Regions from separate parts of the Homo sapiens genome. Here region 2 is linked to region 1. Evidence: chromatin loops called from intact Hi-C (ENCODE). Cell type or tissue: psoas muscle. All regions are shown on one strand. Links, peaks and the distances in the headings refer to the core of each region. The heading gives the core; the rest is flanking DNA.

Region 1 (10,888 bases), core at 3,079-8,078:
GGTGAGAGATGGAGAACAGATCTAGGGAAGCAGGAAATGAGGGCTTCAGGGATGGCAGCCAGGCAGGGATCAGAGATGGAGGAATCAGAGATAAGACCAGGACTTCGGAGTTAGATGGATGAGGCAGAGATGGTGGAAACTGCCCAAATATGCAAGCGAGGCTTTCAGTCCAGCTCCCAAATGACTCCTGACCCCAGTCCCCACCACCAAGTACAGCAGTCCCAAAGAATGCCTCTTACGCCTCACTGCCCTGTTGGGAAAAGCCAGTGGCAATGCCAGTGACCAAGAGCCTATGCAGCAGGGCTGGCCCTGAGCTACCCAGATGGGTCTTGGGCCACCCAGGTCTCAGGCCAAAGCCTGGTAAGCCTCAGCCTCAGAGCTGGGCATGGGCCATGGGGGAGGGGGTTGTGGGGCCCCCTCCTTGCCCTGAACCACAGTCCACATGCTCCGAGCTGAGCAGGGCCCCTTCCTTTCTGCCCCCTGCCCCTGGCCCTAGATGAATAAAACTCAGGGGGCGGGGGGAGCTATTCATGGAACCAGAGAATGTGTGAGCTGCCCAGCAGCCCCCTCTCATTAGGGGACCCCCGTCAGGTGGCGCTCATTAACTTCAAGTTGTCTCTTGTTTTAAAACTCGGGTGAGGGGGGCAGGGTGGAGGGGCACATTGTCTGGCTGCTGCCCCAGAGAGATTAGGCGCCCAGGGGGAGGGGGCAGGCAAAGGCCCTTTAATTAGTTACTTTCAAAGGTTCCCTGTCCCCTTTCTCTCGGGTCCCCTTCCTAACCCCCGGCTGGGCCCAGCTTCGAGGGGGGCGGTCTTTTCTGCTTGGCAGAGCCGCCTGGTCACTCGGCTTAAATCCGCAGTCTTTGTTTCTGCCTGGACAATGGGCCCAGCACATCAGCCATGGAGGCCACGGAGGAAACAGGGCCTTCTCCTGTGCGGCCAGGAGCCGGCTGAGTGGGGTGCATCCTGGCACCAGCCTGCAACCTGGGGCCCCCAACAGGGGGCTGGTACCATGAATGCTTCCTAGGCTGAAAGGAAGAGGATAGGAACACACACACACACACACACACACACACACACCTCAAGACCTAGCTATTACAGAGGAAAAAGGAGAAACAAACCTCATGTCAGGGTCTCCTTCACATAGGAAGTTTCTAGGTCTTAGGGCCTGGCTCAAGGATGGGGGTGCTCTTCCTTTCTATACAGCAGAAAAAATGGTTTATGAGTCAGGCAGATCTGGGTCCCAATCTTAGCTCTACTACTCATGAGCAAATAATTAATCTCTCAAACTTCAATTTCCCTCATCTATAAAATGGAGAAAATAATGACTGCCTCTTGGGTTGTGAGGATTAAATAATCTAACTGGGTAAAAGGGTCTGGCACAGTGCTTGGCACACAGTAAGGGCTCAGTACCTGTTAGTTTCCTCCTTATATGGTTCCTATGGCCAGAGCCTTACCCTACACCCTCTACTACTAAGGAGCAGGTGCGTGGGACCCTTTCAGCTTCAGGGTGCCGGTGGCCGACACGGACTAAGCTCCTGCTGGGACACACATGCAGGAAAAGACTCAGAAAGCGCTGAGTGTGCAGACATGAATGAGGAGGAAGGAGAATCCCAGATTGGGAGTGATGGGGTTGGGGGTGGGTACCAAACAGAAAAGGGTGAGTGGGAACATGAGGAGGTAGAGGAGAGTGAGCCAGCTCTGGAGATCCTGGGGGGGTGGTCTCTGGGGGAGGGATTGAGAGGCTGTGTTGCAGGAAGAGTTGGTGATTTGCTTGGGTCAGCAGATTAATGGCACTAACGAAGTTTCCGAGAGCATGGTGAATTGGGGGGTCGGGGGCGTCCATGTGGAAAGGCACATGACTGGGGATTGATCAGGCTGAAGATGAAACAGAGAAAGCTTCCCGGGCAGCGGAGGTAGGAAACGCCAAAACCAATTACTCCCCGGCCCCTCTGGCCTCCAGATCTCTCCCCTAGAGAGGAGGGAAGGGGCTGTGACCTCTCTCTGTGGGTGAGGTCACACACATAGGCCACTCACGTGGGTAGGTGACGCCGCAGGTGCACAGGGGAAGGTCCACACATGGGAACGCATGTGCACAAGGGAAGGTCCACGCGTGGGAATGTGGAGACCTGGGGTGTGATGACGTTGCAAGTTCTGGTCTGTATGCCCTTGTGGGTCATTTGACTCCCCACAGGTGTCCCCACATTCCACCTAAGTGTCCCTATCCAGTCACCACACTTGTCACCAGGAGGAGCAAGGAACCCATGGTGATGGTGGAAGTGGAAGTGGAGGGCGTGCTGAGAATCTTCTTCATTCAGTTTTGGCCTTGAGTCTCATCTCCACAAATTAGCTAGTTTGAGCCTTAGTTTCTGGTCAGAGCAACCCTGGATTACCATTTAGGTGGCTAATTCCTTTTGCAGATAACTGACAATGTATCAGCCTCTGGTTAACGGGAGTGCACCCCACTTCATGAAAACCCATCCCTTTGGAAATAACCAATCACACACTGGTTGTTTTTAACAGCCCCTGATGTTTGTTGAATGAAAAAGTGTGGCAGATTGGGCAGCCCTCTCCAGGCTGAAGAATTCACAAAGGATATCAAAGTACCAGATCAAAGGGCAAGCAAACATCCCTTACAGGACCTACAGAAGCCCTTGGTTAAAAATCAACAAGAGGTGATTGGATGTAAGATAAGGGCCCTTCAAACTCACAACACGAACCCACTAGACGTCTACACTTGGGGTCCTTAAGGGAGCTGGGGGTGGGGAATGTGGACAGCAGGGGGCCCAGTGAGGCCTGAATTTAGCTCTTCCATGTGGAGGGCCAGCTCCCTTCTTGGCAGTGTGTATGCTGTGCGGTGTTTGCACCTTCAGGTTCAGGACAGAATTTGTGTTTCATGCCAGATGTTGAATGGTGTTATTATAGTTATTAGCAATTATGTTTTATCATAAAACCACTTTTCCTTTAAGTATGTGGGTAAAAAAATTCAGCTCTTCTTGGAGTTCTATCCAGTCTATTCCTCTTGGAGATGACTTCAAGTTTTATAATACAAGTCCATAGGCAAATGGGATTCAAGCCCTGGACATTCGCAGGAGTCCCTCTTGGAAACTTAACCATTTCAAGCAGAGAGAAGCCGCTACACTGCTGGGGTCCAGACGGCTGTCCTATGCAGGGAGGTTGCGCTCCAAAGGTACTGCACAGTGTCAGTGCTCCCTCCCTATACCCCTCACCTGTCCCCTCCCCCAACCTTCAACCTCACCAATGCAGTCACTGGGGATCCTGACCCAAGGATGCCTCCCCCTTCTCCATGCCCCCACCCCCATCCCACCCGTGCCCCCACCACAATGTCTACGAGGGAGACCGGCTCCTCTTGGGGCCTTCAAGCTTTTGTTAGGGTTATGTGAGCCACTAGTGACAAGGGCCCTGAAACCCAACTCGACCAAACTCATAAAAGGGGTCACTGTCTCTTTAATTAAAGTTCCCTGTTTGGAGGTTAAAGACAAACCCGTTTGATGGTGCAGGTGTGTAGAGTGGGGGTGGGGGAGAAGGGTGGAAGCGGCTAGAGGAAAACAGAATTCTATCCTTAGAGGGAAGTAGGGAGGGGCCTCACCAGGGGCAGGCTGGCCGAGCGATGGAAAGTCTGATGGGGGTCCCTGAGGGTCCCCAGTGTGGCAAGGGTCACAAGGGGGAGAAATCAGGCAAGAACCGGGAATCCCAGGGCCAGTGCAGCGAGCTCTGACTCCCCTGCGGGCATGCACATGCTCCTGGCCCATGCACACACTACCTGCCCTCCATGATGCCCGACTGACCACTCCCCTTGCCCACTCTTCCATCCCTCCCTTTTCCATCCCAAAAGTTCTCCAATAAAAGAGGACCCAGGGCCTAATACCATCTCCCCACAGAAGCAACTTCATCACAGTTTAACATAAAAAGATCAGCTGGTATCGACCCGTAATTTGGACCCATGCCACGCTATTGGCAGGAAGACAGAATAAGTTAGGGTGGCCATGTTTCAAAAATTCTCTGTGTGCACTCAATCACGGCCCAGGGAAGGCGGGTGGGTGCGTAATAACCCAGCCGCGCTCTCCATTTCCCCTGTAGATCAATGCTAATACCAGGAGGCCCCGGAAGATGGATGGAACCGACAGGAACCTTGAAATCCCGACACGGGGGCTGGTGCCTCAACCGATAAAGGATTTCTTCACTGCTACTGGGGCAGGGACACTGAAACCTTAGGGGCCATGGGAAGACAGTCTGATTGGGGACAAAGAGATGAGGAGAGGGAGCAGCCTCTTCTTTATGCTCACTGACACCCTTAGTCACTCACGTGGCCACTGACCGATGCTCGCTCCAGAGTCACTGACAGGCACGCCAACCGCGGCACACACCATCGCTCACACTGTACCCAGCCAAAAGCACCAACGCCTCCCCAAAGACACCTCGACTCCCTGCAGTCCCACAAATGGGTCCCTGTACACACGTGTACACATGCATGTACACAAACTCAAACCTCAACACCAGAATGAATCAAGGTATCTGACACAGGCACACTTACCTAGGGAGATACAGACACATCCAACCATTGACATTACACCCCGTCCCCGTGAAGCAAAAAGAGATGTGCATCTACATGCATATGTACTTCTCTGTCTCTCCCTCCTTCCTTTCCATGCCTTCCTTCTTCCCATTTCCTTGTGATTCTGTTTGGAAACTTGCAGGCTGATGGTCAGTCAGGGAACTTTCCAGGACCCATTGGATGTAAATCACTAACACAAAAGTACACCAGGCACACAGTCCTGGTCAACCAGACTCCCAGATGGGTGCACACACATGCTGCAAAGTGGGAGTCCTGGGTTCCAGGAACAGCTCAACATGGACTTGCTGTGTGGCCTTGGACAAGCCATTTCCTCTCTCTCTCTGGGCCTCTGTTTCCTCATCTATAAAACAACAGGTTGAACTGGGAGATTTCGAAGGGCCCTTTCAGGTCTGAATTTCTCTGTCTATTGTGGCAGACACAAATTCCTGCCAAGAGTTGCACACAAACGCAGGCAGCCCTGAGCACTCACACTGGCTGTGGTGGCCTGAAGCCACACCCACAAGGACACACAGGGGAACACAGGCACACAGGGCTCTTCCCAGCAAGGGTGCCTGCAATAGGGGCAGCAGCTCCCATCCTTCCCAGAGCTGGAAGTCAAGGAGCCTCAGAACCCACTCTTCTGGGAGCAAAGAACTGGGGACAAAGTAGAGAGATGGAGCATTGTTGTGAGTTTGAGTGGGGGACAGAGGGGGCCTTTCAGGCTGCTGTCTGATTTCCTTCCTTTTGAGCTCAGTCCCAGGACTGGAGCCATTTCCACAGCCTCGAGCTGACATCTTGTGGCCATCTCCAATGATTGCAGGCTTCACAAGGAGACACTCAGTCCCCTGCAGAGAAGCATAGCCCTGCCCAACCCAGAAAGTCGTTGGCAGAACACTGCTTCCCATCCCTGATGCCCTGTCCTATGCCCAGCTGCCAGGAAAGGCACAGGGGCTGACTTGTTCCTCCAGCGCGGACAGGTAGAATACAGGGGGCTACCTTGGGAAAAGCTTCAGGGTTACTGGGTGACAAAAGGGACTGGAAAAAAAATGGATGCTTAAGGGAGCTGCAGCCTGTGGTAGAAATGTAGTCCCACATTCCCACAGCCTCAGTCTAAGGTAAGGAAACATGGCCCAGGCCCAGGGGACTGCAGTCTAGGGAGGCGACACAGCCTTTCCCCAGGGATCTCCAGGTGAAGGAAGAGACTCAGCCCTGGCCTCCTGGAAGCCCAGTCTGATGGGAGGCATTTGGCCCTCCTCACAGACAGCCTTAGCTTTAGGGGAAGAGGGGAAGGGGAGAGACATGGCTCTGCCCTAATGGATCTTCTCATCTTAAGGAGAGAAAAACCTCAGCCCACAGCAGTGACCTCAGTCCTATCCGAGGAGTATGGAATTTGGGGGCTTGGAAGCCCCCAGCTATCTCAGCTTCCCATGCCAAGCCCTAATCTGGTAGTCTGAAAGGAACATGATTTCCATGCCTGCATCAGCAGCCTGGGGCTGGGCAGAGGGTTGGAGCAGAAGTTTTGGGGAAGTGGGCCATCCAGAGCCAGCCCCATTGATTCTGGAGAGACCTACTGGGCAGGGGTGGGGGGTGCATGGCAGGGGAGGACCACACTTTGCAGATCCTCCCAGAGGAAGCCATGATGGAAGTCCCTGGACAACCCTGGGCCAGTTCCTCCTACTAGCCAGAGCCTCCTGCCACCTCTGGAGCCAGGTCTTAGGACCCTGGAGATGACAAGTCACACACAAGGCAGAGGCCAGGGGTTCCCAACCTGGAACCAGGGAACCCTGGAGGTGCTGGGTTGATGAGTTTGTTATAAATTAGAGACTCGTTAAGAGAAGGTGAGAAGGGCTCAGTAACAGCTTTCGGGGTCCATCTTTTCGATTTCTTGTTCGGTTTGTTTATTGCTATTGTTCCTGTCTCATAAGCTTATTGCAAAACCAGTAAAAATGATCTATTCCGAAAGGGAAGTTGCTCTTTTGACTGGAAGCTGCCTCTTGGTCCTGGACCCCACCCCTCCCCCTCCTGGTGGCTGCAGCCTAGCCTGGTTGACCAGCTGTCTCCTGCCGCGGGGTCAGCAGAGGGTGCCAGATTCCTGCTCACTAGAAACTGTGTCCACCTGCCATGTAGCCACCCTGGGCTGGCCTCAGGCCTCCAACCTGGTCCCATCACCCCGATGACCGCTGCACCCCAGCCGTCCAGCTCACCTCTGATAGACACACCAGGGCTGTTATGGGGGAACAGGAGGCCAGGATAGGATCCAAGGACAGTCACTGGAGTCTTAAGTTTTGGGCGTGATTTTGGCTCAGTTTCCCCTCTGCGCCTCAGTGAGTGTTTGCCTTTAGCATGGGCTTCCCTGCCATGAGGTAGCCCTAAGGGCTAATGATTGAACAAAGAGGCCTCCAAGGTTCCCAAGAATCAGAAGTCCTGGTTTTGACCTTGAAGGCAGAACAGAGACCCCTGGCCCTTTGCACATCCAGGAACCTAGTTACAGTTGGGGGCCAGGGGTTCAGGAATCCCAATCCCGAATGAGTTGGCTCTCACCCCATCCCTGTTCTGCAAATAACATTAGTTCCGTTTAGTGACTGTAATATTCCTGAGACACTGCAGATTTCTCTGGGCTACTAACTTGGTTTCAGAGTCTTTCAGATGATTATTGTGGGGAGTACAGGGTTGAGGGGGATCAAGAAAAAGCCAACAGACTCCTTCACTGATTCATACAGAATTTCAGAGCGTCAGAGCCTGAAGAGACTTCTTTTTTTTCCCCCCTGAGATGGAGTTTAGCTCTTGTCGCCCAGGCTGGAGTGCAATGTGCAATCTCGACCCACTGCAACCTCTGCCCCCCAGAATAGCTGGGATTACAGATGCCCACCACCATGCCTGGCTAATTTTTTTTTTTTTTTTTTAGATCGTGCCTCGTTCTGTCGCCCAGGCCACGTCTGGCTAATTTTTATATTTTTAGTAGAGACGGGGTTTCACCATCTTGCCCAGGCTTATCTTAAACTCCTGACCTCGTGATCCACCCTCCTCAGCCTCCCAAAGTGCTGGGATTACAGGTGTGAGCCACCATGCCTGGCCGCGAAGGGACTTCTGAGATCACTCTGTGAAACCCCTTCCTGCCTCAATACAGAATCAGGGTCAGAGACCTGAAGTGACTTGGCCAAAGTCCCACAGCCAGTGAGTGGCAGAGCCAGGATGGGAATCCAAGGTGACAGACCCTTGCACCACTGCCCTTTATGGCGCCCTGCCCAGCATCTTCCTGTGTCCTGCTCATGTCAGCAAGCTCTGCCTCCTTCCTCACAAGCCAGTCCCTGCAGCCAGCACAGGTAACAGACCTTCCTTTCCCTCCCTGCTGTCTAACATCAGGCCTATTTTCTCTAAAGCAAAATCGGTCTGTTTCCCCAAGGCTGACACACTGGCTCTGCCAGAGGGCCCAGATAAGGGGAAAACCTTGCACGGCGGCCTTTGGAGTTTCCCTGTCACTTCAAAGAGCTAACATCAACACACTCTTCCTTTATCTATTTATTTTGGACAAGGAGGACAAGAGGTGAAGACGGGTAGGAAACAGTCAAAGTTGTCAGGAAGACCATCTCAAGGACTTGGCACATCTTCAGAGAGAAGCACATCAATGTTTTCCCTTGATCTCTGTTTGTTTATGTTAACAAACACTCAATATAGTGCTTGCTGCATGTCAGGCACTATTCTAAGCACTTTGTATATTCATTTATTAGTTTAATTTTATATTAACTTATTATATATCATATAATTAATTTACTAAATCTTCTTAATAACCCTGAGGTAGGTACTGTTATTAGTTCCACTTTACAGATGAGGAAAGTGAATCACAGAAAGGCAAGAAGCTTGCCTGAGGCCACGTAGCTAATGGCAGAGTCACCATTCAAAGCCAGGCAGTCTGGCTCTTACCCACGGGGCTAGGATCCTTCTCTTTATAGAAGCATCAGCACAAGCGTTGGTAGGGCCCCGTGACCAGGAGAGGAAGGAAGATTCTGAACATTCAGAAAAAATCAGACATTGTTGGGGCCCTGTACAGTGTTCCCTGGAGCTTATCTCTTGTTAATTACTGTCATGGCCTCTTCTGTCCTTAGCTTGTTTGAAAGCCAATGTTTTATGGTTGGGGTGACCAAGGGAAGCATAGGCAGCCTGGACCTTGGGCCCCTCCCACACTAGCCCCATTCTGGGGAGGCTTCTGGGTTCTGGAAGCCAGGGCAGGAGTGTGGTGCTAGCACCCACTGCCTTGTTGCTCACAGAGCCCTGCTCCCTCCCACGCAGCTGCCTGCACTGACATCTCTGAGAGGGCCTTTGATTAAAGAGACAAGTGACTTTGCCCATTCTATTGATCAGAATAAATTACTAGGAACTAATTTATGGGCCTCCCCACAGCCGATGACATGGTGGATTGTGCGCTATTGGTCAGTAAATTGGATTGTCAGGCTAGATTATTGGTTCGTATACAGTTATCTCTCATAGCAATATCAGGCAGCCCAGGTACAAGAGTGAAATCCTTTCTCTGCTGCCAGATGCCAGGATGTGACGAGGCCTTCTCGGGGGGCTGGTGGGGAGGGGCAGTGAGGGAAGAGGAGGAGAGGGGAGGAGAGGAGAGGCGAGGCCTCTGTGCAGGATGCTTATTAATTAGTGCAGCATCACAGCATTAAAAGAACATTAGTGTGGAATCGTCTGCAGAGTGATGGGGAAATGACATTGCAGGCCTCCTCCTGATTCTCCAGCTATGGCTCTGCTGGGGAGAGCAGGGAGGGGGTTGATGAGCAGACGGGGGGATGGGAAAGATAAAGGTTGTTGGGGGGATAAGAGGCCAAGAAGAGGGGAAGAGAAAGGAGAGGCCACATTTGCTGTGAATTGCAAGCAGAGAAGGTCTGCTAAGCGCCAGCGTCGCTGAGCCCCACGCGGGGGAAATGGAGCTGCCGTTCTGCTCCGTACATCACAGCCAACGATGAAAAGTTCTAGAGCTGGGATTTCTCAGGCAATTTGGCCAGTGATGCATGGGGCAGTAGATCCTCGCGCACTCTTCCGTGCTTCTGCCAAGCCAGCAATAACAAAAACTTATTTTTTGCCAGGGAAACGGATATGAGTCAGGCAGCCCATCGGGAATTAGGGGGGCTTTACCACGCCGCTGCGATTTGTACCACTCGGCTGTTTCCCCGAGCTCTAAAGACCTGCCAGGAGGTGACAAAGGCGAGACAATTTCGAGTTCACAGTCCTGTGTCCTCGAAGCATAACAGCATGCTATCGAAGGGGACTTTCAGGGGCTGTGGGTTGCAAAGTCAGCGGTCTTTTCCCCCAAGCTCACTGGGCAGTGGGGAGATGGGGTGAGGAGAAGAGCCACAGAGAGCTGAGGCACTGCTGTGAATTTCTAGAAGAGATGGGCCCACAGCTCTGCCCTCACTGGGCATGGCCAGAAGGGGTGAGAAGGGGGGTGTTGGAGTGCCAACCTGGCCCCAGGGATGAGAGCATCAGCATCCCAAGTGAATGCCCTCTGGGGGCTCCTGCCATGGGCTGCCGGGGTTGTTGCCACCCGTCCAAACTCTGGGTCATCCAATCCCTGGAGAGGTGGACGCGGAAACCCCGCTTGGTCCTCTTTTCTCACTCTCACGGTTAGAGCATGAGCCCGGAGGAGGCCTGCACTTTCTTTGAGGCGTGATCAGGAACACAGATAACCTGTTCTTTGGGCTACAGGCCCCAGGGGAAATGTTCAAATGGAGCACTGAGCCCTTCTGACTTTAGCTATCATTCATCTGACACTGCCAGTAACCCGGCAAGTAAACACCCGCTGGCAGGGACCCTGGGCCTCCAGCTTGCTTGAATTGCCACTGAGAACAGCTGCAAGGTCTCATCAGTGTCTACAGTGACACCAGGATCGCCCCCCACCCACCCTACCTCCCTTAGCAGGCGTGGGGCACGCCGATTTGGATCCTGAGAAAAGGCCCAGCACCACAAACTAAAAATAGTCTGCACATTCCAAAAGACGAAGTTCAAGGGTGTAGAAGATGCAACCCCTTCCCTCAGCCTCTGCATGCTTTTTGTGCCCACTCCCTGGCCTCTGTGCTCTCCAAAATTTAAACTTACAGCCCTCGGCCATTTCAGCATGAGTTTTTATCCTGGTCACTCTCCTTTTCTGCCCTCCATTGATAAACAAAATCAAAGGGGACAGACCCTCAAGTCCCCTTAAGGAGACAAGGTTGGGCTCAGGCCCCAAACCCCAAGGCAGTGCCACCCCACCACTTCTGGCATGACAACCACTTCCATTACAACCACTATGTGGAAATGAGCACAGAAGCCC
Region 2 (5,000 bases), core at 1-5,000, 450 kb before region 1:
AGGTAGGGGAATAGCTTGAGTCCAGGAGTTTGAGATCAGCCTGGGCAACATAGTGAGACATTATCTCTACAAAAAATAAACAAAATTAGTAGGGCGTAGTTGTGAGTGTCTGTAGTCCCAGCTACTCGGGAGGCTGAGATGGAAGGATCACTTGAGCCCAAGACATGGGGGCTGCAGTGAGCAGAGACTGCACCATTGCACTCCAGCCTGGGTGACAGAATGAGACTGTGTCTCAAAAAATAAAATAAAGTAAAATAAAATTAATAAATAATAGCAGGAAGTCCTCTTCTATTCATTGTACCTGAGAATCTAAAGCTAAAGAACAATTCCTTGAGATTTTAGTGGATACATAAACTGGTTCAACTCTACAGAGCAATAAAAGAAGATTTAAAAGAGTTTGGTTATGCAATATTTGATTGTCACATTCAGGGAGAGTTTTAAGCTTGGCCTATATACTAAATCTGTGTACTCATTCATTCTTTTGAACTTATTCCAAAATTACAACTTTCTTTCACAGAGTACCTCACATTCCACTCATTTTCCTTAAATTGGTAAGGAAATCGTATTTTATTTTATGTATTTATTTATATTTTATTTTATTTTATTTTTTTGAGATGGAGTCTCACCCTGTCGCCCATGCTGGAGTGCAGTGGCGTAATCTCGGCTCACTGACCTCTGCCTCCTGGGTTCAAGTAATTCTCCTGCCTCAGCCTCCCGAGTAGCTGGGACTATAGGTGCCCGCCACCACGCCCAGCTGATTTTGTATTTTTAGTAGAGACGGGGTTTCACCATATTGGCCAGGCTGGTCTTGAACTTCCGACCTTGTGATCCGCACCCGCCCCCCCCCCCCCCACCCGGCCTCCCAAAGTGCTGGGATTACAGGAGTGAGCCACCATGCCCGGCCTGTGTATTTATTTTTGAGACATAGTCTGGCTCTGTCGCCCAGGTTGGAGTGCAGTGGCGCAATCTCAGCTCACCTCCTGGGCTCAAATGAATCTCCTGCCTCAGCCTCCTGAGTAGCTGGGACTACAGATGTGAGCCACCACACCCGGATAATTTTTTTTATTTTTTATTTTTAGTAGAGACGGGGTTTCACCATGTTGACCAGGCTGGTCTTGAACTCCTGACCTCAGGTGATCCACCTACCTCAGTCTCCCAAGGGGGAAATCTTATTTCTTTGACCATGAACATCTCCTCAGAAATTATCATTGCCCACAATAGCATTTCCATTTTGTGAAAAAGCTAGAACCCTAATATCCTCCTTTCATGTCACTCTCTTTTGTCTTTTATCAGTTACTTCCTTTCATTGGTCATTTAAGTCAATCTTTTAGAAACGTTATGTTTTATTCCTTTCTCTCTCCTGGTTCTCCTTTACTTCTCACTCTTTTGTTTATTAATTATTATTTTAAAGAGACAGGGGTCTCCCTATGTTGCCCAGGCTGGTCTGAACTCCTAGACTCAAGCAGTCCTCCTGCCTTGGCTTCCCAAAGTGCTGGGATTATAGGTGTGAGCCACCGCACCCAGCCCGCTTCTCAGTCTTTTAAAACACCTTTCCTCATTATTCAAACTAACAACCTAAACATTTGTATTGAGGACATAACACACACCCAACAATGTGTGTGGTGAGTGTTCAAGGGATAGGTGTGATCTGGGCTTAGAGCTTGCAGTCAAAGAGCTCACAGTCTAGTTAGGGAGATAGCAAACATATCAGAAAAAACAAGACAACAAGAAAAACATTAACAGTAAACCACAGGGCTCTGGCTGCCAGTGTAACTCAGGAGTTCAGAAAACCAAGCAGCTAGAAGAGTCAAAGTAGAGAAATAGGCCAGGCGCAGTGGCTCACGCCTGTAATCCCAACACTTTGGGAGGCTGAAGGGGGTGGATTATCTGAGGCCAGGAGTTCAAGACCAGCCTGGCCAACATGGTGAAACCCCCGTCTCTACTAAAAAATACAAAAATTAGCCGAGTGTGGTGGCAGGCACCTGTAATCTCAGCTACTTGGGGGGCTGAGACAGGAGAATCACTTGAACTTGAACCCGGGAGTCGGGGTTGCCGTGAGCCAAGATCGCATCATTGAACTCCAGCCTGGGTGACAAGAGTGAAATTCTGTCTCAAAAAAAAAAAAGAAAAGAAAAGAAAGCCACACAATCATCTGCCAGGAAATCTTACACAAATCTACCAAGGTGTACATTCTTGTTTCATCTGGAGCCTGAGGGCAGCTATTAATATGAAGGGAAAGCAACCAGGCAACCAGATAGATTGGTAAATTTGTGTAAATATATCTTTTTTTTTCTAGCCATATTAATTTGGCTGGATCATCAAACATGCCATTGAAAAAGATGTGTCTAGTTACAAATATCAGAAGAGCCTGTGTGTGAATGCTTGTGTGTGTGTGTGAGAGAGAGAGAGACAGAGAGAGAGACTTCACCAGGTGGGAACAAATCCAAAGGTGCATACTCAGAACACTACTACAGCGATCCAACCCTGCTCCACCAACATAAACCGATGTGTCATTGGGTATAAATATCCTTATTAAAGAGATCAGATCTATTGATTAATGCCAGACTCATGGGTACCATATAAAACAGAACACTTTCCAAGAGATATCTGACAGTGCCTTGTACCCCAGATAGACGTGTGTTTATCAAGTCACACAGTGACTTGGAGACCGCCATAGTTTTACCCTGACCAAGACTGTCATAGAGCTTGGCTTCTAACCTCAGCAGAAGGCTTGCTCATGTCCATGCACTTAGTCGGTTTATTCTAGTTTCACGAAGTGGAGGTTTTTGATTTCTAATCTGGCACAGATGCTCCATCCCGTGCCTTCTCCAGGGATGTTTTCTGAGATCACCCAGGTTTTACCAGGTTTTATGGGGCGAGAACCTGTCCTCACTTAAAAAGTAAGGAAGTTATGCCCCCTGCAGGACAAATCGGTAACTGCAGGCTCGGTGATCTGCGAGGACAGTGTTCTGTGCCTTTTGGAGCACTATATTGTTTCTCTCCACAATGTGGCGCTGCTGTTCTAAGTGTCATTTTAGGGCCAGTTTAGGGTAGGAAAGAGGGTGACAGCAAGAATTAGAAGGTGTAGGGGAGGGCGCCAGGGAAGTAGGGAAAGGAGATGTTAGGAAGAAAGCTGGTGGGCTACTTCTGCCAGATAGGGCTTCCCTAGCACCCCAAATCTGATCCATTGCAATTAGGAAAGTTATCTCCTAGTCCAAGGAATTTATCCAGTAGTTCCCAAATCTGGCTGACTGGCAGAATCACCAGGAGAACATTTTTAAAGATACAGATTCCCAGATTTTATCCCAAGAAACTCTGATTCATAAATTTTGAGAGGAGCGCAGTCATCTGTCTTTTTAAAAAGCTTTTTCAGAAGATCATCAGTGTGTTGTTTATCTAAGATTTAGAAGCGAAAAAATATTTTAAGGGGAAACCAGTCCTAGTCCTCTCAGGACTCTGTGAATACAACTTCTTTTTTTTTTTTTTTTTTTTTTTTGAGACAGAGTCTCATTCTGTCGCCCAGGCTGGAGTGCAGTGGCTCCATTTCTGGTCACCGCAAACTCTGCCTCCTGGGTTCAAGCGATTCTCCTGCTTCAGCCTCCTGAGTAGCTGGGATTACAGGCGCCCACCACGATGCCCAGCTAATTTTTTTGTATTTTTAGTAGAGACGGGTTTCATCATGTTGGCCAGGCTGGTCTCGAACTCCTGACCTCAAGTGATCCACCCACCTTGGCCTCCCAAAGTGCTGGGATTACAGGCATGAGCCACTGTGCCCAGCCAGCCAGAATTTTCTTAAAGCAAAGCAGCCTAGAGTTCATTGAGGAGGTCTTCGCTTAGTGGTCCTGAGTGCCATGACCTTTCCATCTATAGACAAATACCATCAATTATTTTGTGATGGCTCTTTACACTATTTAGATGTTTATTTTCCAGCCAGGCATGGTGGCTCATGCTTGTAATCCCAGAACATTGGGAGGCCAAGGTGGGAAGATCACTTGAGGCCAGGAGTTTAAGACCAATCTGACCAACATAGTGAGACTCCATCTCTAAGATTTTTTTAAAAAAATTAATAAATAAATGTTTTATTTATTTATTTATTTATTTATTTATTTATTTATTTATTTATTTTGAGATGGAGTTTTGCTCCTGCTGTGCAGGCTGGAGCGCAATGGCATGATCTCGGATCACCGCAACCTCCGCCTCCCGAGTTTAAGCAATTATCCTGCCTCAGCCTCCCGAGTAGCGGGGATTACAGGCATGCACCACCACGCCCCCTTAATTTTGTAGTTTTTAGTAGAGACAGGGTTTCTCCATGTTGGTCAGGCTGATCTCGAACTCCCAACCTCAGGTGATCTGCCTGGCTCTGCCCCACAAAGTGCTGGGATTATAGGCGTTGAGCCACCGCGCCCAGCCATAAATGTTTATTTTCAAAGCAACTAGAACCAGTTTGTTTCCTTCCTGAGATAATTATCCACTTGGTAATTGTAATAAATAATAACACTATCAGACTATATTAGTCCTTAAAGATGGTGCCCAATATATTGTTGTATGTTGGAAAATATATACATGGAAAAAGAAAATTGCAAGAAAATGCAGACAGCAAAGTGATAGAAAAGTACATAAACAGCAAAAGAATAGAAAAGTATTTGGAAGGAAATATACTCAACTCTTTTTTTTTTTTTTTTTTTTTTTTTTTGAGACGGAGTCTCACTCTGTCACCAGGCTGGAGTACAGTGGCACCATCTTGGCTCACTGCAACCTTCACCTCCCGAGTTCAAGCGATTGTCTTGCCTCAGCCTCCCAAGTAGCTGGGACTACATGTGCGCACCACCATGCCTGGCTAATTTTTGTATTTTTAGTAGAGACGGGGTTTTGCCATGTTAGCCAGATTGGTCTTGAACTCCTGACCTCAGGTGATCCGCCTGCCTCAGCCTCCTAAAGTGCTGGGATTATAGGCGTGAGCCACTGCTCCCGGCCGAAATATACTCAACTCTTAACAGTAA

The links. A loop is a pair of places that touch in the nucleus more often than their neighbours do. Peaks named below come from ENCODE experiments on the same cell type or tissue, not always from the same donor. Only the 100,000 strongest peaks of a DNase experiment are listed, where the experiment ranks them.
Region 2: a loop joins it to region 1, with 3.0 times the contacts of the local background. A loop is called at or near these places in 35 of 110 quality-filtered maps.

Annotation. Positions count from the first base shown.
Region 1 is chr10:100,873,279-100,884,166 of GRCh38, forward strand. No RefSeq gene overlaps it. Among named protein-coding and RNA genes, the nearest start is that of SLF2, 34 kb to the right of the region's middle. RefSeq lists an enhancer at 744-1,410. In psoas muscle, for the core only: a CTCF peak has its summit at 5,388 (motif pointing left); a DNase peak (open chromatin) is centred at 5,383; H3K27me3 peaks cover 910 bases.
Region 2 is chr10:100,431,005-100,436,004 of GRCh38, forward strand. No RefSeq gene overlaps it. Among named protein-coding and RNA genes, the nearest start is that of WNT8B, 30 kb to the right of the region's middle. In psoas muscle, for the core only: a CTCF peak has its summit at 2,954 (motif pointing left); a DNase peak (open chromatin) is centred at 2,937; H3K27me3 peaks cover 405 bases.